Linked DNA regions of Homo sapiens: all the other regions are linked to region 2. The links are chromatin loops, found by intact Hi-C in ENCODE. Cell type or tissue: heart left ventricle. All regions are shown on one strand.

The links. A loop is a pair of places that touch in the nucleus more often than their neighbours do. Peaks named below come from ENCODE experiments on the same cell type or tissue, not always from the same donor. Only the 100,000 strongest peaks of a DNase experiment are listed, where the experiment ranks them.
Region 1: it touches region 2 in a loop (8-fold over the local background); 39 of 110 quality-filtered maps call a loop at or near these places.
Region 3: it touches region 2 in a loop (6-fold over the local background); 12 of 110 quality-filtered maps call a loop at or near these places.

What each region holds. Positions count from the first base shown.
Region 1 is chr6:163,952,407-163,960,406 of GRCh38, forward strand. All of the region lies in intron 4 of LOC105378102 (a long non-coding RNA gene), which reads left to right. Among named protein-coding and RNA genes, the nearest start is that of QKI, 540 kb to the left of the region's middle. RefSeq lists an enhancer at 7,795-8,000. In heart left ventricle, a CTCF peak has its summit at 4,413 (motif pointing left); DNase peaks (open chromatin) are centred at 4,395 and 7,321; H3K27ac peaks cover 2,389 bases.
Region 2 is chr6:164,105,942-164,113,941 of GRCh38, forward strand. No RefSeq gene overlaps it. Among named protein-coding and RNA genes, the nearest start is that of QKI, 700 kb to the left of the region's middle. RefSeq lists an enhancer at 2,176-2,470. In heart left ventricle, CTCF peaks have their summits at 738 (motif pointing left), 4,027 (motif pointing left) and 4,231; DNase peaks (open chromatin) are centred at 631, 3,016, 3,480 and 3,980; H3K4me3 peaks cover 2,108 bases; H3K27ac peaks cover 4,712 bases.
Region 3 is chr6:163,337,737-163,345,736 of GRCh38, forward strand. DKFZp451B082 (a long non-coding RNA gene) reads right to left here. Exons shown (of 4, transcript NR_033862.1): 2 at 6,979-7,236; 3 at 3,019-5,854; 4 at 606-1,787. Among named protein-coding and RNA genes, the nearest start is that of DKFZp451B082, 5.3 kb to the right of the region's middle. RefSeq lists enhancers at 3,717-4,217, 5,481-5,775. In heart left ventricle, a CTCF peak has its summit at 3,104; a DNase peak (open chromatin) is centred at 1,425; H3K27ac peaks cover 3,756 bases.

The DNA.
Region 1 (8,000 bases), 150 kb before region 2:
CTGGGTGGAAAGAACACTATGTAGGCATTATTCTGAGGTCACACGTGTTTACCTTAACCCCAGAATTTGTGCAGATCTTTCTGCCTTTGCTGATTTGCCTGGTGTGACCTGGGGCACAACCCACTCTCATCCGAAGTCATACCAGGGCTCTACGGCGGTCACCATGACTGTAGAAACTACCCCTCAAGAGCATCCACTTCCACACACACGTCGGGTGTATGTTATTATTGATCATATTTTAATTGTTTTCCATTTATTTGAATTTTCAAGATTTTGTGGTCGTGTAGTATTAAAACTTACAACAAAACCTCATCAACCATTAGTTGACAACCTGTTTTTTTTTTTTTTTCTGCAGAATCATTTTTTAACAAATTGCATTTACATAAAACTGTCAGGCATTCAGAAATGTTTAACAAAAAGGAAGCCGCTTCGGCCAGCCCGCAGCTTGTTTTCCACAGACCTGTGGTCAGTGATATTCCCTTGAAGATCTGTTTATCTCATAATGAATCTTTAAAGATGTACTCTTTGTTTTATGTACTTAAAAAAGACGGAGAGAAGAGGCACGTGGGCAAAGCTCCTTGTGTTGGGTTAATTTTTTTTCTGTGTAAATACTGAAAGGAACAGTGTCAGAAAAGTCCATTTCCAGCTTGATCTCATCTTGAGCATTTCTCGCTCCCCAAAGGTAACCTTTCCATCGTGGGTCGCTCTGAAGTGAGTCGACGCGGCAACCATTTGTTTCTTGCTGTTTCCTCTGTATTGTTTTCCTTAATATTTTTTCAGGCTCTTGACAGATGCTGTAGCTAAGTTGTGGTAGTTTGATTCCCTTGTACCATGTTTCATTTGTGACAATTGGTCGCCCGGAATAACATTTGTATTTTTACTGTTGTCCCACATTTTAGTTAAAATAAATAATGGAAACAATGGTGTTTTCCAAATACACTCATCCAATTATCTAATTGTAATGTTCCTCTTTCCTGTTTAAGCATGTCTAGGTTTTTAGTTCTTGATTTGTTTCATTTCCTTTGAAAATATCCTTGATTTATCATTATTTTTACTAATTCCTTTTTGCTTAGATTGTTCTATGCTTCATTTTGTGTTTTTATGGAGTTCATTTTTGCCCTTTTTGATGACTAATTTCTCATTTTCTTGCATTTATTGAGTATAGCACATTGATCATGCAAAATTTTTTAGCTCTTATAGCAATTATATTTTATTCTAAATGACAATGTTAATATTCACCAAATTGGACTATATCTTTACCCTGCAAGTTGAAAAAGAAATGTATCACTTTGGCACCTTTGGAATATTTGCAACTCTTGAGATTTTTTTGAAGCACAAAATGTGTTTGAGAGTACAGGACAGCCTCAGAGGCACAGAGATAAAAATAACCGAATTATTTCCATTCACTCCTCTGTTTGAAGTCATAAAATAAACTGAGAAACAGCATGAATCGTAAAAAGATGAATTGGGAATCTGAAATTCTTTCAGCTTTGTTCATCTAAGATATTCATTGTTTGGAAGTGGTTTATTATAAATTTTTCTGTCATTGGTGACCCTTGGTTAAAACTTAAAAAAAGAAACATATTATCAAGATCTTATTGGTCCAGACTAAGTGTTTGATACTGTATCTTAGAGCCATTATAAATGTCTTTCTCAACAGTACCACTTTTGTTACCCTCATATTCATTATTCAGGATGCCACACATTTAATCACATAAGATCCATAAGAAATTTAAATGCTTTGAAGTTCATATGGCCACATAAGAGCTTTATAACTTATGGGCATAAGAAGAAATTTCATTTTTACATGGCACTAAGAGACAAGAGGATAGAAGCCCATGGAAACAGATGGAGGTGGCTTAGACCCAAGCATCGGTTTTGAGAACACAGGCCAGGGGTTAAGGACAGCTTCTGGAGGCTCCTGCTGTTCTTCTGCCCTCCCCCACCCCATCTAGTCCTCAGCACAGTGCCTCCCTGTCCTTTACTGTAGAAGGGTTCTGATTCAGAGATAATGATGCTGTGAGAACAAATTGGGGGAGAAAAAGGTGAAGTTAAAATTAACTCTGGTAGTATGGGGTGAAAGAGGCAAAAAAAAAAATGCTTGAAGATTTACTGAATATACGTCATCCAGATTCTGCCAAGAGAATGTACAGTGCTAAGTGTTGGGTGTGTTTTTCAGTATTTCTCTGGAGTGCTCTCAGAAAAATCCTCGTAGAAACGACTGAATGAGAGTGTATGGTTTGCTGTAGAAAAGTTATATTTAAGATAGCTAAAACTAATTTTTAAATGAAAGGCAGTTTTGCTTGTGGAGTTTCACAAACATCAAAATGCCTTTTAGATATCTGTCTTAAACGAATCCTAATATGTAACAAAGAGAAGCCATTCCAGCGTGGGGCCAAGGCTTCCTAAACCAAATGATTTTTGTGTTTTAACAAAGTGCCCTGGACTTGGAACCTGGAAGACTGCTTGGAAATTTAGATCTACCTTAACTCACCTTCTCTGGGCCTCTGGAGCCTCTGTTTGTGCCCCGTACTGTGCATAGACCTGCTCCCAAGTGTCATTGGAACATATTTATTCCCAGCTCTGCATCCAGTGACCTCACATTGGTGGCTTGCAGTTGGCCATGTGGGAGCATTTACACCATGGAAATTGGCAAATCCTAGCTATCACGGCTTTATTCTCTCAAAGAGTCAGTAGTGAGGTATTTGCCAACAAACTTCTGTTGCTGGCTGATATTTAGGATACTCTGAAAATTCCATGCTGGTCTGATTCTATGGAGCAATTGTTTGCTTTTAGCTCTTAGTTTCCACTAATTCAGTGACATAAACTCCAGAGAATTACATTTTGTCTCAAAGCCCTCCAGGCGGGGCTTGGTCAGCTATGGGATGGGTGAGTGGCAAGTGGCTCTGTGAATGCGTCTTGGGGCTCCGCCTCTCCCCTTTAGTCAGAGCTCTGTTATTCCACCCCGATCCTCATCATTAGCTGCTAGAAATAGTCACCACATGGTCTGCAGAGCCTTGCTTGCATGAGGTATGCCCAGAGGAATGGACATTCTTCAGCTTCTCTTCCCTGAAGTCACATTTCCAATGAAAAGACTGAGACCCAATCTAAGCGCAAATGCTTGGTATTATCATTTACGTACATTACATTGTATCCCCCTGCAATTCTGCCTCCTGCCAAAACTTTACAGTGTACATCATGTACCCATTCCAATAGTAGCTTTCCTGGGGAAAATGAAAAGTACATAAAAGTACTGGCTATGTGGAAATAACACCTTTATATAACATTGATCCTTAGTAAGATCAAAACATAGGATAAAAGTAATCATGTTCTCAGAAGCAACACATGAGTACATGAAAATCAGTGTGTGGTCTATTTGCTTTTCTCTTTTGGATTATTTATAGAGATAGTTGTGGCATTTCAACAAGAGAATGGCCACGTTTGATTGTCTTACCCATGAGGGGTGTGTTATGTATACACTCTCCTAAGGCTTGGGAGGGAATAAAGTGTTCCTCTCTCCTGCAAATGCCGTAATTTACTAGCCACTTGCACCTGTCATGCTGCACATTTCTCTCCCAGTGGGAATACTACGTATGCCTTCAATAAGCCACCATCCCTGGCAACTAAAGGAAGGGCAGAAAGCTGTGTGTGTCCATTAAGTCTATTTTGCACCTTTGATCTTCTTGCTTGGCCACTTTATTTGTCATCTTTCCAACTCTTCTGGCTAAAGTGGTGCGGCTTTCACCTTAAATCAAGTATTTTCCATTCTTTAGCAATTTAATTTGTAAATCTTTTACAGCACGTTTTTGCTTTGGTTTGATCCCTTCTGGAGAAGGTGGATGTTGGGGATATGGAAGAAAGAGTTTAAGAAAAAATAATCCAGATTATAGGGGTGAACATCATCAAAATACAGCTTCCTCAAAACAATGTGCTTCTCTCATTTGCAGACATTATTTCTGAAGAGTTATATTTGTCCCTTGTTTCAATGGAAGTAGTTTATTTCCATTTATTTTCAACTTTTCTCTCGCATTTTGTATTTTCTGCATTATTTTTGATAGAAAGTGGGCATACTTGAGTTGTCAACCATGTAGGGAAACTTTTAAGTTCTTTTAATATTTTCAACAGGAGCCCTATAATTGGATAATTATTTTTTTAAAATACTTTTTGGCTTGTTCTACTTTTTCCCTTTTGGGCTGTCTTACTATGTTTGAAAATGCACACACGATAAAACCTAATAATAGTAATTCCGTGCACAGATTTTCCTCATGGCAACGTTCTTGAACCATGATCACACTTTCATAATGCGGCGTCCTAGTGGCCAGATGACATTTCTGGCTCGTCACTTGTTGAGCCATCTTAACCTTGAACCAGCTTTGAGTCCTTCACAGTCAGTGCTAGCGGACAGAGCCCCCTGCTGGAAGTTCTGGGCACCTGTATTTCCCCTGGAAACGGAAGGTCACTCCCCAAGGCTGGGAGACCAGGAGGCTGGAATATACCCAATTCGTGAAAAAAATGGACAGAAAGCATTCGACTGACAGCATGAGTCAATAAAACCTCAAATTATTTTTTCAATACACTTCCTTTCCTTTTGAAAGTTTGGGTAAGAAAGGCAAATACCAGATCTCTTTAAACGATCTATTGTTTCTCAAATTAGAATTTCCTAAGAAATGATTCTTTTGGTTAATAAAAGGTATGCCAGCAGTGGGGTGGGTATTATATTTTCTCATTTCAAATTTTGGAAATGGTGGATTAAATACAATTAAACATGATTCTTTGTTGCAGAACTTCTCAGTGCCTTTAATATGAAAAGTGCATTTTGTACAACAGAGTTTTTCCTAAACTTGTTTGACCATGGGCATTTATTTTGTGGCACATTTATTAATGTTTTTGGAAGAGTGCTTCGCAGAATATCAGTTTAGGAAATCCACTGATGTTCTTCACTCATTTTTCTAAGGCTTCTGTTTCAAAGAATACTTCAATTTTATTCTAATTATACCACTGTACATACAACTGCGGGAAGGCTATTTCTTAATATTCTAATGCTGAGAGACACAATGCTTGGCACTTGGATAGTCAGGGAAGTTTTTATTCATTTGAGTCTTGGCTCATTTTTTGTGCTATCTTTATGAATATCTTCGTTTAGACATAGGTTCATCCATATTTTATAAAAATGATTTTTCCTTAGTTTTAATGGACATACTTTAACAGTTAGCAGTGTTTGAAAAGAAGACTTAAGAATTATATGCATCTTAGATTTATAGGCCAATAAAGTATTGATTCTATGTAGGAAAGAGTGAGCTGGTCTCATACAGGTATTTTGGGATCAAGCGCTTCTCATAAAATCAGTGTTTGAAAAGGAAATTATCATATTACTCTTCATATTATAGTGGTTTTGTTACTTTAAAAGTGCTCTTATGGGATCATACACAGGTGCATACTCACTTTATAGGTGTGACTGGGCAATGGAAGTGTTTACTAGAAAATATCTCATGAGAAAACTTAGATTTTCTAGGGTTTCCAGTTTGAAACATTCACAAGGTTCTGATTACTTAAATTACATTTTAATAAACAAATGTTCTGGTCTAATCCAGATCTTGTGATTTCTCTGTAGCTGGTTACTTCTTACTGTATCAACTAAATGTAAGAAACAGTTCTCCGTGTAGAATTCAAGTGTTGTCCTATTTTTTATTAGCTGCTAGAAGAGAGTGCCCCAAGTTTTTCCTCCAGGGCACATGGTTTGATTGGCATACTTTAGCTTTGTTCTCAGGAGCACCATGTCACGTGGATTCTCTCCTATTTAATCAGGCCACTGTAAAACGTGGTACAAAATGGTCAGAATGATTAGGGTCATACAGTGCTTACCGGACTGCTGCCATTTGGTTTATTCATTCTGCTAAGATTCTCAGCTTTAGGAAGAGCTGCTTTACTCAGGAGGAAGAGAAAATTAATTCTCCAATCCTAAGTCTTCCGTCTCAACGCTGCATCCTGAAGTGATTTGTAAAATTCAACTCTAACCCTGCGGATTCTGGGTCAAAACACACCCATCTTCAGTTTCCCTGCAGAAGGACAGAGCCGGAGAGGAACGTGCTGTCTGTCTGTCCTTCTGGGCCTGGTCTCAGCCAAAGCTTCCAGATAGGTGCTTTCAGGATTTCCCAATTGCTTCAAGTAACCTCTTTCAGGACTTTGCAGTCTTACTGTTCAAACCGCTTTCTTTCCCCGAGTCCCTTTAAGAAAATGCAATATGTAGATATTTGATTTAAATAAAATCCACAAACATTGTTAAGCATATTTATTAGATAATTGTTTCTTCCCATTACAGAAATACTCTCTACTCCAAAAACGTATTCAATTCCTTCAAACAGAAAACTTCTGGTGACTTTGAATATGACACATTTCAAAAGAATGGGGAATTCCTGTTAGGCCCCCGGCACTGTGGGCTTCCTCATGCTGCTCTCTTGTTCAATGCAATGCAAGTCCCACCAATCCTGGAATTCTTGCTGATGTCTAGCTCCTGCCTCCTGCTTGCAAGTAGAGTTTCCAGACAAAATACGAACACCCTGGCCATGTTTGGGACATGCTGCTACTAAAAAAGTATTCCCTACTTATCTGAAGTTCAAATTTAACTGGGCATCCTCTGTTGTTATTTACTAAATTTGGCCACCCTAATTCTAATTCACTTGGACTCTGACAAAATGCGCAGGATTTTATAAAAAGACTTTTATTCTGAGTCGAAGAAATGTAACATAAATGGCAATATTCTCTCTCTCTTCTGGGACAGGGTCTTGCTCTGTCTCCCTGGCTGGAGTACAGTGTGCAATCATGCATGGCTCACTGCAGCCTCAACAATCCTGGACTGAGGTGATCCTCCCATCTCAGCCTTTCAGGTAGCTGGGACTGCAGGTGCATACCACCAGGCCAGGCTAAATTTTGTATTTTTTTGCATAGAGACGGAGTTTCACTATGTTGCCCAGGCTGGCCTTGAACTCCTGGGCTCAAGTAATCCTCCCACCTCAGCCTCCCAAAGTGCTGGGATTACAGGTGTGAACTGAGTCCTGCTGGCAATTATTTTTATCGTCAAGAAACCTGATTCTTTTTACTTTAACACTGAGATTGATTCCAACATCACCTTCACAGATACCTGGGACTTTCTCTGGGAAAGTCCACAGCAGCCTTCAGGGGCCCCAATGTGTCCCCTTTAAATCCCAGCGACTGAGCTGTTGCTCGGGGTTCCGCTACTGGCACCCGGCCCACTGAGCAGGACAGCTCCTTCCTGGAATCTCCTGACCCTGAGTGGGAGCCCCTCTGTTCCAGCGAGCTCCAGGCCTGCCTCCTTCACGAGGCCCCCAGCTCGGGCTGGCAGGGACTGCACCTTGGCTGCTCTCTTCCGTGCTCACATGTGGGCACTCACTCCGTGTTGTGCCCCCTCCCTCCACGCGTGTCATCTACCCAACATCGGGAAGCTCGCTGAGGGCTCACTCCCTAGCTTTCTCCTGTTTCCTTGGGATTGCGAGCTATTCTTAGTCAGTGTTTAATAAATGCTTCCTGAATGAATAAAAATGTCATTCCAACAGAAGCTCCAGTCACACGCCCTGGAGATTTAGCACTACAATCTGAAGAACATGTTCAAAACCCATTTTTCTGTAAAATAACAGACCTTACCAATCGCTCTTGTAATAATCCTTATGGAGGAGGAGAATCTTATCAGCTTCCCTTAATTCCACAGAGGTAATCCCTGCAGCCCCAGCTTCATCGTGGCAATTATATCAGTTCTTTGTTGTTCTGTTTTAGATTTGTTTCCTGAATTCTCAGTGAATGCCAGGGATTGATTGAACTGGGTCATTTGTATTTAATCCAGATTCTTTGTCTCTGCAAGGATTGGAGCCTTGGCCCCGGGACATGCTCCTGGGTGCGCTGCGTTTCTCCCAGCCCTGAATCAGGACACTCTGAGCTGCCTTTCCCTGGCTGGCATGGAGGAGCAGGAAGAATCCTGACGCTGGAGT
Region 2 (8,000 bases):
AAGTAGAACTCGTTTGGGGCCGTGGTGAGTCGATGCTGTCGATTTGGTTTTGAGTTGAGGTTTAGTTTTTCTTTGACTACATAGATGGCTATCCTGGATCATGAAGCCTTCAGAAGTGGAGTCGGCACTTTTCCCTTATGGGAAGCGTGAGTGGTGCAGGGGCTGAGGAGCTGAACTCTGTGACCCCTGGGGTCCTTCTTGTGCTAACATTCTGCGAGCTAGGACTCCAAACTGCACTCATCATGCTGCCCCGGCCAGAGGCACTGCTAATTTCGATGAGTATAATTAAAAGATTCCCTCCATTGAGAGCCGCCTGCTTCTTGGAGAAGCCCAGCACTGGAGCTTTGTGATTCTCCAGTGGCCGGCCCAGGTGTGGCAAAATTATTAAGCCAACGTCACCAACTACCCTGCTGCCACCACGTGGGTCTCTCACCTAAATACCTACCTCCACTTCTTTGAGAACGGCCCTGGTGGTTCTGGCGGCCCGTGGGGCCCCTCCCTGGGTGCTCGGCCACGTGTGGCTCTGTGTGGCTGCCCTGCATCGGGGCTGCGGGGTCCAGGAGGAGTCGGTGCCTCCGGACATGTCCCTCTCCGCTGTGTCTGAGGATGCTGCAGGGGTGGCTGTGCTGTGTGTGAACGTGCAAACGTGCGACTACAGCTGTTGTGGGGGCTCCTCAGTCCTTCCTCGGATCTGGGGGCCCTAAGACATGTGGACACCCGTGCCCCTGGCTCCCTCTAGTGGTGCGTGGACCCCATCCTGAATTTTGCTTCCTAAGCCCTGGTGTGGCTGAGGTCTGGAGTCTCTCTTAAGTTCCAGGGGCCCTGGGAGCATCCTGACAGGTACCAGTGTCTTATCCCAAAGGCACCGTGCACCAGGGAGGCCTGCAAGCCCTGGAGAAGGGGTTTTGCTCTTCTCTGCCTTCAGGTTCAATTTCCTGCCAGTGCCCTGACCCCAGGCTTCTGCCTTGAAGACTGCATTTGGGGTTTCTTGGCTTTGCTGGCCTGCCTGGCAGCCCAAGGTAAAGGGGCAGACAACTCCTGCACCGGGGCTGGAGCCGCACCGGAGCACCCCCACCCCCAGCTCTTGTCTTTCATGTCCCAGAAATTGTTTTGCAAATTTTCATCCCTACAATTCTCAAACGACCCTGAGAAACACCACCACCACCGATGAAATAAACCGAAACAGCAACCACAGTCTCAAAATTGAAGAAGGCATATCGGGGCATTTGACTGACCTGACTTTTGCTGAGAATTACGAATTCCTTCATTTTACATTTTTGCTTAAATTCTATTTCTGTAATCAAAGAAATAGGGATTTTCTGATATTTCTAAAACAGCACTTACGGGTTGTTTGTTAGGTTAAGTGGACTCGCACCTGGGAAGGAGCACAGTGGGGTGGCTAAGAGCGTGAGCTGTTGATCTAGTCTACCTGCGCTCAGGGGCTGGCCCTGCTGTTGACTTCTCATGTGGTTCTCAGCAAGTTATTAAACATGTGCTCCTCAGTGTCTTCATCTGAAAAATGTACCTGCCTGAGATCTCCTGGGAGGGTTAACTGAGATATTACCTGGAACTGCCATTACCTGACATTCAATAAATGTTAGCTATTATTATTAGAATGAAGACAGCACCCAAAAACGTACACTTCCGTGAACTCTTGCTTCAACATGTTTGTGCTTCAAGATCTCGCCAAAGTCAAACTAATTTGGCTTTGGAGATTTAGAAAAAGGTGGTGTGGTCTTGCTGGGACCTGATTCGCCAAGCACCAACTCACCGTGTGTTTGTGGCTGATGCAATGGCTGGAAATAAGAGGCTGTAGAGAACTGAATGCCTGCAGAGTGGAGTCATGGGATGGACTTTATTTGTAGACGGCTGATTAAATTCTGACCCAAGTTAACTTGGGATGGCTTTTAAGTGGCCTGTGTGGATGCATTTTGGGCTCAAGCCCAGCTCTTAGAGAACAGGTGTCCACCAAGAATGTTGGCACTGGTCTTGGAAGCTTTTGTGGGAGACAAAGCCTGGGATTAATCCAAGGGTCCTTAGATCCCCCACCTTGGGGAAAGGCCCACTGGGCAGTGGTCTCAGACCTAAAAGTGGGGACACTGGCTATAAATGGTGGGGTGGAGAAAAACACACAATGATGGTTTCCAAAGCTTGTCAGTTGCCAATGTTTTAGAAAAGTAAAATGTAATGGTGAGGAGCTGGGGAGTCAATGCTTCCAATAGTAGTGGTGACACTGAATTTGGTGCTTGTGATGACATGTTGAATATTCAGCTCACCCGTCAAACCACATCTCTTGAAGCCTGAAGTCCCAGGGATCAGAGCTGATAAGTCTGAGCAGCTTTCCTGAGTCACTCAGTCCTGGGACCCAGCAGCGAGCACATGTTTCCCGTTGCCTGTCCTGACCCTCGCTTCTGTTGGGACCTATACCTGCTTTATCACTGAATGCTGAGATGACATATTTTTCCCATGTTGTAAACACACCAACATGTATTTTTCCAGGAGCCTAATTGTAAAGAGCAGTCAGACTTGGAGGAAATGGTTACTAAATTTGTCTGAATCGGAAATGCACCTCCTTTAGTGGATATGAGATGGAACGTCGCAGTTGCTTCCTAAAGGTCTCCTTTTCATCATCCTCCTGACCTTTTATAAAAGAAAGAAGCAAAGAGAAGAATGAAAAATGCACGAGTCACTGTTTTACTTCTTTCAACTCCCATCGCTGATGTTGACATGGACCAACAGAGATTTGAAATAAAGCCAGTGTAGCGGGAGGAGTGGTGAACTCCAGAATTTTGGGACTAATCCCCACCATCAAAGGCTGGGCTGTGTGGTACAAGAAAAGCAGGATGTCAGTGAGAATCCGGCATTGATCTCCCCCGTCTACAAACATGAATCAAGACGAAGTTTGCCCCTGCACCCCACCTCACCCTCCCTCTCAACAGGGCCATGCACTTGCTTCTCCTTCCAGAGGAGGGGCGTCCCCGTGCTGCTGGAAGAAGCACTTGGAACACTTTCTCTTTTGCTTCTCTTTTTTTGGGAGGTTGTTGTTTTTGTGGTTGCCATTGACTTCGAGTGTGGCTGGGGGTGAGTTGCCCAATAGTTGTGGTACGTCTCAGACACTCTGTCACCCAAATATGGAACTGTGGCAGCAGAAACACCTTATGAAAATAGCATGAAAATGTGTAATGTGCCATAAATAAACAGAAAGAGACCGCCAGGAAGCTGTGCTAATCACCGCTTTGATGTCGCCTGAATTACTGTATTTTTTAAGGGCCTCGTGTTTCTGCTTGTTTGTTGCGACTCAGCTGCCACTGCTCTATGAAAGGTTGGATCCAGTTTTCCAGCTCTTCTCCCCTTTGCAGTGACAGCTGTTGTCCCTTGACTCATAGGAAAGCGATTTCTCCACCCTTCCCTGACTCCCAGCCCTTTCCTGGCAGGACTCCTGCGAACCTTACTCTTCGTCCCTGCCCTGAGGTGGCCGAGGGTGAGGACGGCCGCTTGGCCTGAGTCCATGCGCTCCCAAAGTTCCTGTGTCATTTGCCAGCCGGTCCCAGGACTCTGCAGCAACGTCCTATTTTTAATCTCTGGTAACCTGGCCTTCTCTTATTTGGCCATGTCATGTCGGGAAATGGAAGTTTGGCTTGACTTATGTAGCAAAGAGCTTGTAGGAGCACAAGCCCCTCGCTGAGCAGAGCTTGCAGGAAGAAAGCCCCAGATCCTTCAGTTTTGGGTTGCCAGGGCTTTCTGGCTTTGCCTACACCTGGCAGTCACTCAAAAAAAGTCCCAATCCTGAATTGCTTCTCATAAGTCTACATGTTCTTAGGTTTGATAAGAGCTCAAGGCTGCTCTCCTTGATTTTAAGATTCTATGATGTCACAAAGCGCAGGTGAATGCCAGACACTGTTTCCTTTCTGTAACTACCCAGGTAACCACTTGCACAAGTGACCTGTGGGCAGCCCTGGTGCAAGTTCCGTCCATGCCCGGGGCAATCCCGGCTCCACTGCTGGGTCCAGGAACGCCCTCTTGTGGTTGGAAGAGCTTTGACCGACTTTATTTTTTTTAAAAAAGAATTACATTATTAAACATTTTCTCAATTTTTGTGTTTTATCTAGTCTTGGGAGTGAAAAATGCTAGTTTTTAGTTGAGGATAAGTAGGGGGGAGAGAAATTAGAGGTAGTTTTACCATCATCATCATTGCTGTATTCAAGCCCCAGTCCACCGAGCTTGTCCTTCCAGCCTGGACATTGAAGACGTCTCTTTAATGGTCTCTTTGCCTTCTGGATTCTGTGCCCTCACCTGCGTCAAAATTAAACTAAATTTTCTTGAAACACTTTGTTTGTTTTTGTCCCTGCTTTGTTCAGAAAATGTGAAAAGCTGCCCTCTGGATAATTTAAAGGCTGAACCCTTCATAGGCTCTAGGTTCTTCTAGAGTCTTCGTAAACCCAGTTCGTCCTCTCCCAGGAGCGTCTCTGTCCATCTCACCACGAGGTCCTCATCGTGGCCCTTTGTGGAGGCTTCCACTTTAATCCCTCGAAGTTTGCAATTCATGTGTTTTTGCATCTTTTATCTTATGAAAACAATGATCTATCTCCCTATCTAGATGATCGCTCATGGGAAGGGGCCAACTCTTCACTTTTTCTTCCTCTTTGGTTCATATCAACGGCAGCAGCAATGGTGATAATGATACATGTGGCTCTTTCACTACCCACCAGGCACTGGAGAAACTCTGTGTGAGCATCAGTTTACCTAATCTCACAGAACACTGTGGCGTCCACATTATTAGTCCCATGTGACAGCTGGAGCAGCAGAGGTGTAGACAGGTCCTGGAGGTTGTCCTGGTTGTAAGTGAGTAGGAGAGGAGGCCAGTGCGGCATGCAGGACTGCGCTCCTGACCGTGTTGTCTGTCTTACAAAAGACCCTGTGATATGAGTTTGTTTCGACAGTCATAATCGCAAACATAACGATGAAACGTTAAAGTTGTCTGCTTTCAGACACGAATATAGAAAAAGATTTGGAAAAATAAAGCTTATTTAAAAATATTATACATTATTGAATATACAAGAAAATATATGACAAATGCAAATTAAGTTCTATCTCTCTGATGCACTCTCGTGGGTAGATAAATGATCATTACATCTTACGAAGCTGCTGCCTCTGAGTGGCAGAGAGCCCAACCAAAGGGGCTTCAACAGCAAGGAAACTGGCCACCCTCACTTGGTGGGCTTTGGGATTTACTCAACTGACAGCTCCATCTCCAACAGCATGCGGCGCTCGGGCCCATCTTTCCACTGGTGGCTGCTGGCGAACTAAGATGTAGGTTTGAGACCCACGTTTGGGCAGACAATGTTGAGAGGAGGAGCAGACAGTGGCTCGCAGAAGCTCTTCCAGAGCAGCTGGAAAAGACCTTCTCAGGATTCTCCAGTGGAGCTCACCCTTGTCCCCACCTATCCTCAAGAACCCCGCACAGTCGGGCTTAAATAGGGATGTTTAAAGAGGGTTCCCTCAATGGCAGCAACAACTGGGACACTGCTAAAAAGGAGGGAGGGAGGTTTGCGGTACAGGGATGACACTCCTGGCGTGGCATGTTAGAACTCAGGGTATGCTTTTGTTTCTTCACTTGTGTTTCTCACTTGGCCTTCTTCACTTGGGATGAATGTACTGTGGGATGGCAAGTTCACATTTCTCTCTCTGTAAGAGAAAGAGTTGGTATCTCACTTCAGAGGGACTACCAGTGTGTAAGAAGTCAGCCGGAAGCCATGCACGGGGCCCAGCCAGCATCAGCTCCTTTCTGCCTGTTTCTGACTCCTGACTGCACCCCTCTCCTTCGTCATGGAGCCAGACCATGCCTGTTGAGCACTTGCCCTGTGTCTCTGTTCTAAGTGTGGGGACACAGTGGCAAGACAGACTGGCCAGGTGCTCACTCTCAGCTCAGCTGTGGAGCTGGGGAGCTCACAGCTCAGAGAGGGAAAAGGGCTGTGGACTAAAGAACAAAAGGGTCACTATGAATGGTGGTGTTCAGACTTACACATTTCAAGATGGCTCCAGGAGAGCATCAAATCAAGCTCAGGGCCCTTCTGAGTGTGGGCCTCATGCAGCTGTGTTGACTTTGCACCCGTGGCAACACCTCTGGTCAGGACACCTGTCCAAGGAGGTGACATTTGGATTAGATCATAGTGAGAGCTGGGATAGAACATTCCAGCAAAGTCCTAGTGGGGTGAGCATCCTGACTTGTGAAGGACCCAGTGAGAAGGGGCAGCTAGGGCAGGTGGTGCAAGTAAGAGCAGAAGAGGGGGCAGGTGCCTGGGATGGTGGGGGCTTTGGGGTGCTTCCCCAGGTTCAACACCACATGGTTCAGGATGACAGCTGCATGGATTGTATTCTCTGCTGATGGGGGGCTGATATGGTTTGCTGTGTCCCCACCAAATCTCATCTGGAATTGTAGTTCCCATAATCCCCATGTGTCATGGGAGGGACTCTGTGGAAGGTAATTGAATCATGGGGGCTGTTACCCCCATGCTGCTATTCTCGTGATAGTAAGTCAGTTCTCACGAGATCTGATGGTTTTATAAGGGGCTTTCCTCCCCTTTGCTCAGCACTTCTCCTTCCCGCCACCATGTGAAGAAAGTTGTGTTTGTTTCCCCTTCAGCCATGATTGTGAGGCCTCCCAGCCATGTGGAACCATGAATCCTTTAAACCTCTTTTTCTTTATAAATTACCCAGTCTGGGGTATGTCTTTATTAGCAGCATGAGAACTGACTAATACAAGGGCTTAAGCAGAGGCGTGTCCTGATCCAACGTATGTCCCCTAGAAGATCCCTTGGAGCAAAAATGCTTTCTGGGTAGGATGATGACGATTGGTTCAGAGGCTGGTCCAGTTGCTCAGAAAAAGAATTATCTAGCATAAAACTGAACAAGAGTTTTTATATATACTGAAGAATGTTTCCATACATGGGCTGATATTTATCATATTTATTAAAATATAGATTATACCATGGTACTTGCATGGACTTTGCACACCTACGTAAGGTTGATATGGTTTGACTGTCCCCACCCAAATCTCATCTTGTACCTCCCATAATTCCCACGTGTTGTAGGAGGGACCCAGTGGGAGACGATTGAATCATGGGGGCAGGTCTTTCCCGTGCTGTTCTTGTGATAGTGAATGGGTCTCATGAGATCTGATGGTTTTAAAAGTGGGAGTTTCTCTGCAGAAGATCTCTCTTTTTTGCCTGACTCCATCCACCTAAGATGTGACTTGCTCCTCCTTGCCTTCCACCATTGTTGTGAGGCCTCCCCAGCCATGTGGAACCGTAAGTCCAATTAAACCTCTTTCTTTTGTAAATTGCCCAGTCTCGGATATGTCTTTATCAGCAGCATGAAAACAGACTAACACAAAGGTTCTATACTGACAAGTGTGTGAAACATGACATTACACAGCTAATGCTTATTTAAATCTGAAAACCAATGGAAATATTCTGTCTCAGGATAACTCAACTTCATCGAGGTATATCCATCCTGCCTCCTCCAGTTTGACAGGGCCTTGGTTGAATGTCACTTCTGGGTCTGCTTCTCGCCAACTGGGACACTGGACCCCAGCTGGTGGATCCTCCCCAGTCCCCATCAATGCCTCCCTCCAGGCAATGCTGTGTTGGTCCTTGTTTCTGGCAAGACCTCTCACCACAAAAGTACTGAAGCTCCACCCAAGACTGGAGCTATTTTTGTGTGTTTTTCTTCCCCCAAGCGGTGTGCCTCTGGGGTGCCAGGGACTGTGCATGCGTGCTTAGGTGTCTAGGGAGGGTGCTTGCCATTCCCTGGGCCCTCCCCTCTGTGCATTTTGGCCAATGAAAGAACAAAGGAGCAGCAGCCAGTTACAGGAAGGAATGTGGATTTTGACCTGATCCTAGGGTCAGGTCCCGCGTCTGCAGACTTCTTGCTGTTTGATCTTAATCTCTCTACATCTCAGGCTCACCATTTGTAAATGGGGAGATAACAGTGGCTCCTCT
Region 3 (8,000 bases), 770 kb before region 2:
CTAAAAAGCCGAGAACCAGACCCTAGACAGGGGGGATGAATCACTGGCGTGAATGCCTCGATTCTTTCCATTTGTATCCATGGGACACTTAACTAATAATCACGGCACAGTTTCCAGTTAAATATGGACACAGCTTCAGAATCCTTCTTAACACTACAGCTCAGCCAGAGTGGGTGCAAAAGCTTAAGTCCATCTACTCTACAGGCCCTTGATAAGGAGGATTCTCTCCTGTTTACCCAGTGAGGAAACACCCACACAAACAGCCAGCTGGTCCCCTCTTGGGCATCTCCCTGAGCGTGACACTCTCAAGACCTTGCTTGGTCTAACATCCAGCCCTCTCTGAGTTGCTCTCCCACACCTGGCAGCACTGGGCAGTGGACTTGAGTGGGAGAACAACACACTCCAGTTGGCCAACCTCCTCTAGACAGGCCTGGCAAGCTCTCTTAGCACCTGGATGACTCAGCGGCACTTCCAGCGATTCTCTGTGTGCCAATCAACCAATCAACATTTAATTGGGCACCTTTTATGGGCATCCTTAAGCCTGAGCAGAGACTCAGATCCAGTGGATCACCTGATGAAACTCTAAAATGCTGCACTCATGTTAAAAGTGCCTTAAGAAATAGGACGTTTATTATATCATGTAACTAGAAGTGAACCAATCAGAATTGGTTAGGACAGTGCTTGGTCAGAGGAAGGCTTAGGTGCTCCCCACTTCTTCCTCCGCCCTCTTGTCCCATTGTCAGCCTTGGCCTCTGGTCCTGGAAGGGCTGTGTCTGCTCTAGGCATCATTCGTGTAAGAGCCATGGCGTCTGATGAAGAAGAGGGCTTCCTACCCTCACTCAGAAATCAGAAGAAGAGACATCCTTCCCAGAAATGCCCGGCCAACTTCCCTTTGGATCCCATGGGTCTGCACCATGTTGAGCCAAAGCCAAAACTAATCACTCCAGAGGGAAGGAGACCACCACGATTCGCTCAAACCCCCAGGAGGCTTCTTAGGAGAAATCAGCGGCAGAGTCCCCGCTGTCGATAGGCCACAGCATACACAAACTTTGCCTACAATTTTGGGGATTCATATACCCACTAAAGTCTCTCCATAGACCACCCACTAAGATCCCCTGAGGGCCTGTGGGGCAGGCACTGTTAACATGATGAACTTAGCCCATGGAGAAGCTGCATCCAGCTAGGGAGAGACATCACACAGGTGCAGGTCAACTTTGTAGAAGCTGACTCACTAAACACGATCACAGTCAGTGTAATAGCACAAAGAGCAAGCCCACCACTGCCATGCAGATCAGGCGGAGGTATGAGGCCTGGAAGATGCGGACAAACTGAGTTGACTGAAAGGATGGACACGATTCCAGAAGGAGGAAAGGCAGGCGGAGCTGGGACCAACAGGCATTCCACACCCGGAAAAAGCCAAAAGTTTTCACATGACAGAAGAGTTTGCAGCTGCGGTCACAGCTAAGCCATGGCAGGCTGGCTGCAGTGTTTGTATTGAGTCCTTTTGATGACAGCATGAATTCTGAGAACAAAGCTTCCAGGCTGTGGCTGTGTAACTGGAACCCAGAGACAAAAATAGCTTCTCTTCTCATGCATATGTGAGGTCTGATCTGTAAGTCTGAGAAAGAGTTTTTGCCATTTATGAAACTTAGAAGATTCCTCAACAACCACAGATCCTATGAATGAACATTTTTATTTGGCTGGATCCATCAGATTTAATATTCTTTCAGCTATTTGGTAGCTGCCTAACTTCTCCTTCTCATTGAAAAATCCAGTGACTTTTGAAGCTGTTTTGAGATATAAGAATAATAGAGAGTGAATTAGCGGATTAAAAGATCAGCGTTCTTATAATAACATTAAAGAGAGTATCAGGGAGCCAAGTAGTCTTGAGAGAATAAAGCTTTCCTCAAAGAGACAACTCTACACGCTCAGCTGATATTTCTAAATTGAGTCAGGAAATGTTCCAGGGAGGACACAGCTAGCTTGTGCCTTAATTCAGTGCCTGATTTAGATTTGTATACCCTCGTATAGGTCAGTACAAAATGAATCATGGGGAGTCGTGTATTCATAACAGGTGATACAGAGAAATTAAGATAATTTAGTTATGTGTCATTTAAAGTACTTATTAATAAAATAACATACATAGGTGTATCTAAGTTCCTCTACCTACATCAGATAAATTGCATTAACTGATAGCTTCATCTCATCTTTAGCTACATATTTTAAAAATATCCGTAATTAATTATTTCAATAAATTATATTATAAAATAATGTTAAGACTTAACATTATTCTAAATACACTCTCATTTTAATCACCATGTAATATGTTATAGAATTAGTATTCTTATGACAAAGTAACCATTTCTGTATTAGGGGATGCTAACCTATTTTTATTCTCATAATTCTAACTACATGTCTCATTATAAGTATAGCTTTCTCTTAATTTGAATTATTTCATTCTCAGGAAGAGAATGATGAGATCCAAGTGTAGCGTATTCTGGCTTTTGATGAGAATTACCAAATGGTCTTCCAAAGTAATCAAACACATTTGCACTACCGTCAGGAACTCCTGGATATTCCTACTTAACTGTCGGGACCAGCGTCAGTTTTTACCGCGTTTCTGAATTCTCGATCATTTCTCAAGTGCTGTCAAAATGGTGTTGGATACTTGCATTACTTTGTGCTTCGTCACTAATTAGTAACGGTTTTCTTCCCCTAATATTCATTGAATTCATTCATTTCTTTTTTTCCATTTCTGTGAACTGTGAACCCTTCGCCATTTGTCTTTTAGGGACTTTTATGTGCTTGGAGATTTGTAAGAGCCCTTTCTATACTTTTCACATTGAGTCTCTGTCCCTTCTCACAATGATGCCTACTGTTACCATATTATCATTATCCGCCACTCCTTGTTATGACCACATGCCAAGCTCTGTGCTGAATAACTTCGTTACCACAACCCTACAAGGAAGTACTGTCATCCCCATTTCACAGGAGAGAACGTAGAGGCTCCCCACTCACACATTTTGCTGGCGTCACAAGGCTAATGGCCTTGGAGCTGACTCGATGGCGCCTCCTGTCTTCTAATCCCACTCCACAACCGCCCCAGCATTGTCTGTACAGCTGCTGTCTACGCTGATGCGTTCTGTGTCCTGGGGTTTTATGACACGGTGGGTTTTCAGTCTATATGACCACATATGTTCATATTGTTTTAAGTTTTCTCTTTCTCTGCAACCATAGTTACCACTAAGTATGTATTTGTTGACTTTTCTTGATGTGGCATTTTCACGAGCCCCATTGCTTCCTATTCTTTTTTTATAGAGAGATTTTGATGTTCTTGGCGTCACTTGAAGTTGACTGTCACCTCAGACGTGGAGACCTTTTTGTCACAGGCAGAATTTTGCTCTATGGGGATTTTTTCATCCATCTATCTATCTTCATTTTTAAATTTAAGCAATATGATTTTCCACATGGGAGAAGAAAAATGAGGCCTTAAACAGTGGTGCTTTGGTCAAAAGAGTCAAAGTGAAATAAATGTGAGGGATCTAGGCCGCTGCTCCCTAGCTATGGTGCTGAGCGGCTGCTGCCAACGCCAGAGAGAAAGCCATGCCTTTGAGGCTGACGACAAAACCACGCTCTTGGGGGTCAGTCCTCCAATGTTGCCATTCATGGGAACGAGACAGCCCTGCCCCCCTGTGCTCCAGGATTTTGTCTGCTGTTTACCTCCTGTCAAATACCCTGAGACGGTGGCTGGGGTTTGTCCTGCCCATTGGAACTGTCCCATCTCATCCCAACTGGGCCACAGGCTCCATCCACTCTTGCCTCATGAACCCCATCCTGCTGTCCTGCACCCCTCTTAAACTGCCAGCCAAGCCTCTCTTTTAGATACATTCTGTAGCCCTAGGGCTGGTAACCCAACCAACCCCGAGCAATGAGAGCCGTGGCTCCCGGCTGCCATGTCTCCGAGGTGACCAAGAATACTGTCACTGTGGAATGCAGACTGTTGGATTTTCAAACTTGCTGCTGCTCCCACCGCTGCAGCTGTTGTCATTTGAGCAATTCTAATGAGGGAGGTGCTCATTTAAAAGTCGGTTCTTTCAGTCAGCCAATAGGTGAGAAAAGAAAAAAAAAAAAAGTCAGTTCCTACAATTATCCTAAGTAAGAGACCAGATTCCGAACAGCTGGTTCAAAGGAGGAGGTGACTGAGGATGCTGACACTCCTCAGGTCCCCTTTGCTCCACATGACGCTGCCTCTGGAGACATCTGGCCACTCCCTGCAGTCTTTGGGAGCCCAGCACACACAGTGCCCACGCTCTCATTTCCTGCTTTAACTTCTTGGACCACCAGCCTGAGCCTGCCTTTTATTTCAGACTTCGCTACTTTTCGGGAGCTCTCGCATCTGCTGATTTACAGGCCTTGTGCACTCTTTTCTTTTATTGCTGCTGGCATTTCCCTGGCCATCCACGTTGGTCATTTCCACCGCAAGTCTATTTATTTCCCAGTGGTGCACATATGTGTCCAGCTCCAGGCAATTTCGCTTTGTCTGCCTACCTGGTTCTGCAGTCTCTGACTTGCACAGCCAGCCCCTGCTGGGGACCTCATATGAATGTTCTTTTTTTGGCCTGCAGTTTATTCTGTGGCTGTGAAGATCTCCAGCACATCCAATATATGACAGTCATCATCTATGATATTTATCATAATGAGTGAAACTGGCTTAGGGCTTCCTAGGGCTGCCTTTACAACGTACTATAAGCCAGGGGGCTTAAAACAATAGACAATTATTCTGTCACCGTTTGGGGGCTACCAGTCTGAAGTCAAGGTGTTGATGAGCCATGCTCTCTCCAAAGCCTCTAGGGAACGGCCCCTCCTCGCCTCTTCTGGTCCCAATGTTCCTTGGCCTGTGGTAGTGTCGCTCCAGCTCCTGCCTGCTTCATCACATGGCTTTCTCCTGTGTGTCCCTGTCTTCTCTTCTTAGAAGGACATCAATCCTATTAAATTAAGGCTCATGCTAATGACGTCATCATGACTTGATTCCATTTGCAAAAACTCTATTCCCAAATAAGGTCACATTCACAGGTATCTGGGGTTAGGACGCCCTATCTTTTGTGGGGACACAGTTCAGCCCACCATACAGGCAAAGGTGGTCCTTGGCCTCCTTTCCCATCACCCCACCTGACATCTCCCTTCCCAGCTTCCTGGAACCCTTCCTTTCTCTAGCTCCTTTCCCTGCTCCCAATCCTAAATAAAATCTACCCCAGCATGAGGCAAGGGAAGAACCGGTACCAGCTCCTGCTGGGGTGCAATGAAACACTACTTATGCAGCTGCAGGCATCAGTGGAGAAGGCTGGAGGGGGAGGCAGGTGTTTGGGGGGACCTGGAGACCATTTCAGGGAGGCATTTTCTTGGTTTGCTGACGCGAAGACCGGCTTCTACCTGGAAGCCCAAAGCCCTCCAGGATCTGGGCTGGGGTTGCCCTTCCTTGCATGCTCAGCTCCGTCTCCCCTCCCGACAGTGGCTCACCCCTCCAGGGGGAATCGATCGTCAGGGAGAGGAGATATCTGAGCAGAAAATGACCCCAGACCTAGCAGCACAGGCTGATGGGGAGGTCAAAGGTCGCTTCTGAAGGAACAGTGGCAGGCCCAGAAGGCGTCACCCCCGTGCTCCTGGCTTTCACAGAGGAACACGCCGGGGCTGCTGTGCAGACAGGAAATGAGAGGGTCCCGGCTGCGAGGACGACAGAGGATGCTCCCGCGCTTGGGCTCCCTGCCGGCACCATGGCTGAAGTGACTGATGCATCCATCAGGGGTGGCCTGGGCACAGCCTTGAAATCCTCCCCAGACAGTGCTCGGGGTAGCACCTGCGGTCAAAAGACAATGCGGGAATGAAATCTGTGCCATCCCTTGTCTGGACCATCTGGAAGGACAAACATCCGCACATTCTCAACAGGGCTGCCTTTGACCTCCATGGCCGACCTGACTGACAGTTCTCCTGTCCTTCCCACTTCCGGTGAGTAGGGTGAGAATGACTCCGAGAAGCACTCGAGCCACACTACTCTGGGCATTTGGAAACCTTCCTGAGCCTCCTGCAGATAGGGGCAGTGAGGCCGGCCAAGGGCAGCCTGGATGGCATCGTTCCATGGCCTTTGTCCTCTCCTTACAGTTAAAATAAAATCCTGCTGGTTTGAGGTCTTGGCTTGAAAGGCTACTGGCCAGAGGAGGAAGTTGGGAGTGCTCACAGGACCATTTGGGAAGTATTTATCATTGAAGGATGCCATCGTACCTGCAATATTTTGGAATCGGCCATCTCTCTCCAAATTACATGTGCATCCTGTCTTTAAAAATATGCTGCGTCAGGCCAGGCACAATGGCTCACGCCTGTAATCCCAGCACTTTGGGAGGCCAAGGTGGGTGGATCACCTAAGGTCAGGAGTTCAAGACCAGCCTGGCCAACATAGTGAAACCCTGTCTCTACAAAAATACAAAGATTAGCCGGGCATGATGGTGGGTGCCTGTAATCCCAGCTACTCAGGAGGCTGAGGCAGGAGAATTGCTTGAACCCAGGAGGTAGAAGTTGCAGTGACCGAGGTTGTGCCACTGCACTCCAGGCTAGGCAACAGAGCAAGACTCCATCTCAAAAAAAAAAAAAAAATGCTGCATCAAAATTCAAAGTTTTGATGCCTCCTTCAGAAGTTTACTTTCTAAAAAGAATCATTGTTTTCCTTGAAATAACTATCTTCCAGCACACCTGTAAAGTGTATTGATAGCTGCTGGTTACCACACAAGTTGCACAGAGTAAGCAAACTCAGCAACTGCCTGTGTTGACTTACTTCCCCAAAGCCAGGTTGGGAAATAGGGCAGCCCACTGCATATTCAGACCCCCAGCTTGAACATATGTTTGGAAAAAAGGAAGGGAAAGTTTCCCCAGCGTTTGGTGTTTTGGGTTCCTCAGGTTCCAGCCTGGGGCCGGCTGATTGCTCCCCACCTCCTCCGTGGCGCAAGGCGAGGCCTCTTTCCTTGTGCGCCCAGCCGCCCGTCTCCCATCCCAAGGTCAGGCCTGGAGTTCCATAGAGAATTCAGAAGCTTTCTCCATCTGTAATGCACTCAGGGCCCAGAAATCACTCTGGTCAGTTAGCGTTTCCAAGCTCATTCCCAGCTGCATCAGCGTGTCCATCGAAGGACAGAGTGGGAAGCGGCTCCCTGTGCAGAGAGGGAGGGCAGGAGACTTCCTGGGGGACGACACCTGTAAGAGATAAAGCGGAGGATCAGGCAAGGAAAGCCTCAAAGTGCGGTGCAGATCCGACCAAGTCTCGGCCAACCCAGTGAGGGGCCCTGGAGCTAGATGCCCATTGGAGGAATCCAGGGATGAGCTGGGACATCCAGGTCCCCAGACCTCGTGGCTCCACTGAGCTCCATCTGACAGGGGCAGCCCAGGAAGAGTGTGGCTGTGGCCTAGAGCTTAGAGCTGAGCAGGTTGTGGAGGTGCCAGCAGCTTTTTGAAGGATGATGTGGCCATCCCAGGGGTGCAGGTCCACAGCCACCACAGCCAAGACATTTTTGGGGGTGTGTGCGTGTGTTTTGTTTTGCTGCTTTTTAAGTTTCTTTCTAAAAAGGAACCATCTTCTCCCCTCCTTGCCTTTGGCCATTAATGGGAGCCAATGCAACCCAGGTGTCCCTCCTCAGCCACATCCAGCCAGTGCCACTTCTGCTTCAAAGTACGGACAGAATCAAAGTACGTTGAAAATTAGGCTCAGGGCCGGGTGTGGTGGCTCATGCCTGTAATCCCAGCACTTTGGGAGGCCAAGGCAGGCACATTGCCTGAGTTCAAGAGTTCAAGACCAGCCTGGCCAACATGGCAAAACCTTGTCTATATTAAAAATACAAAAAATTAGCCAGGCATGGTGGCAGGTGCCTGTAATCCCAGCTACTCAGGAGGCTGAGGCAAGAAAATTGCTTGAACCCGGGAGGGAGAGGTTGCAGTGAACCGAGATTGCGCCGCCGCACTCC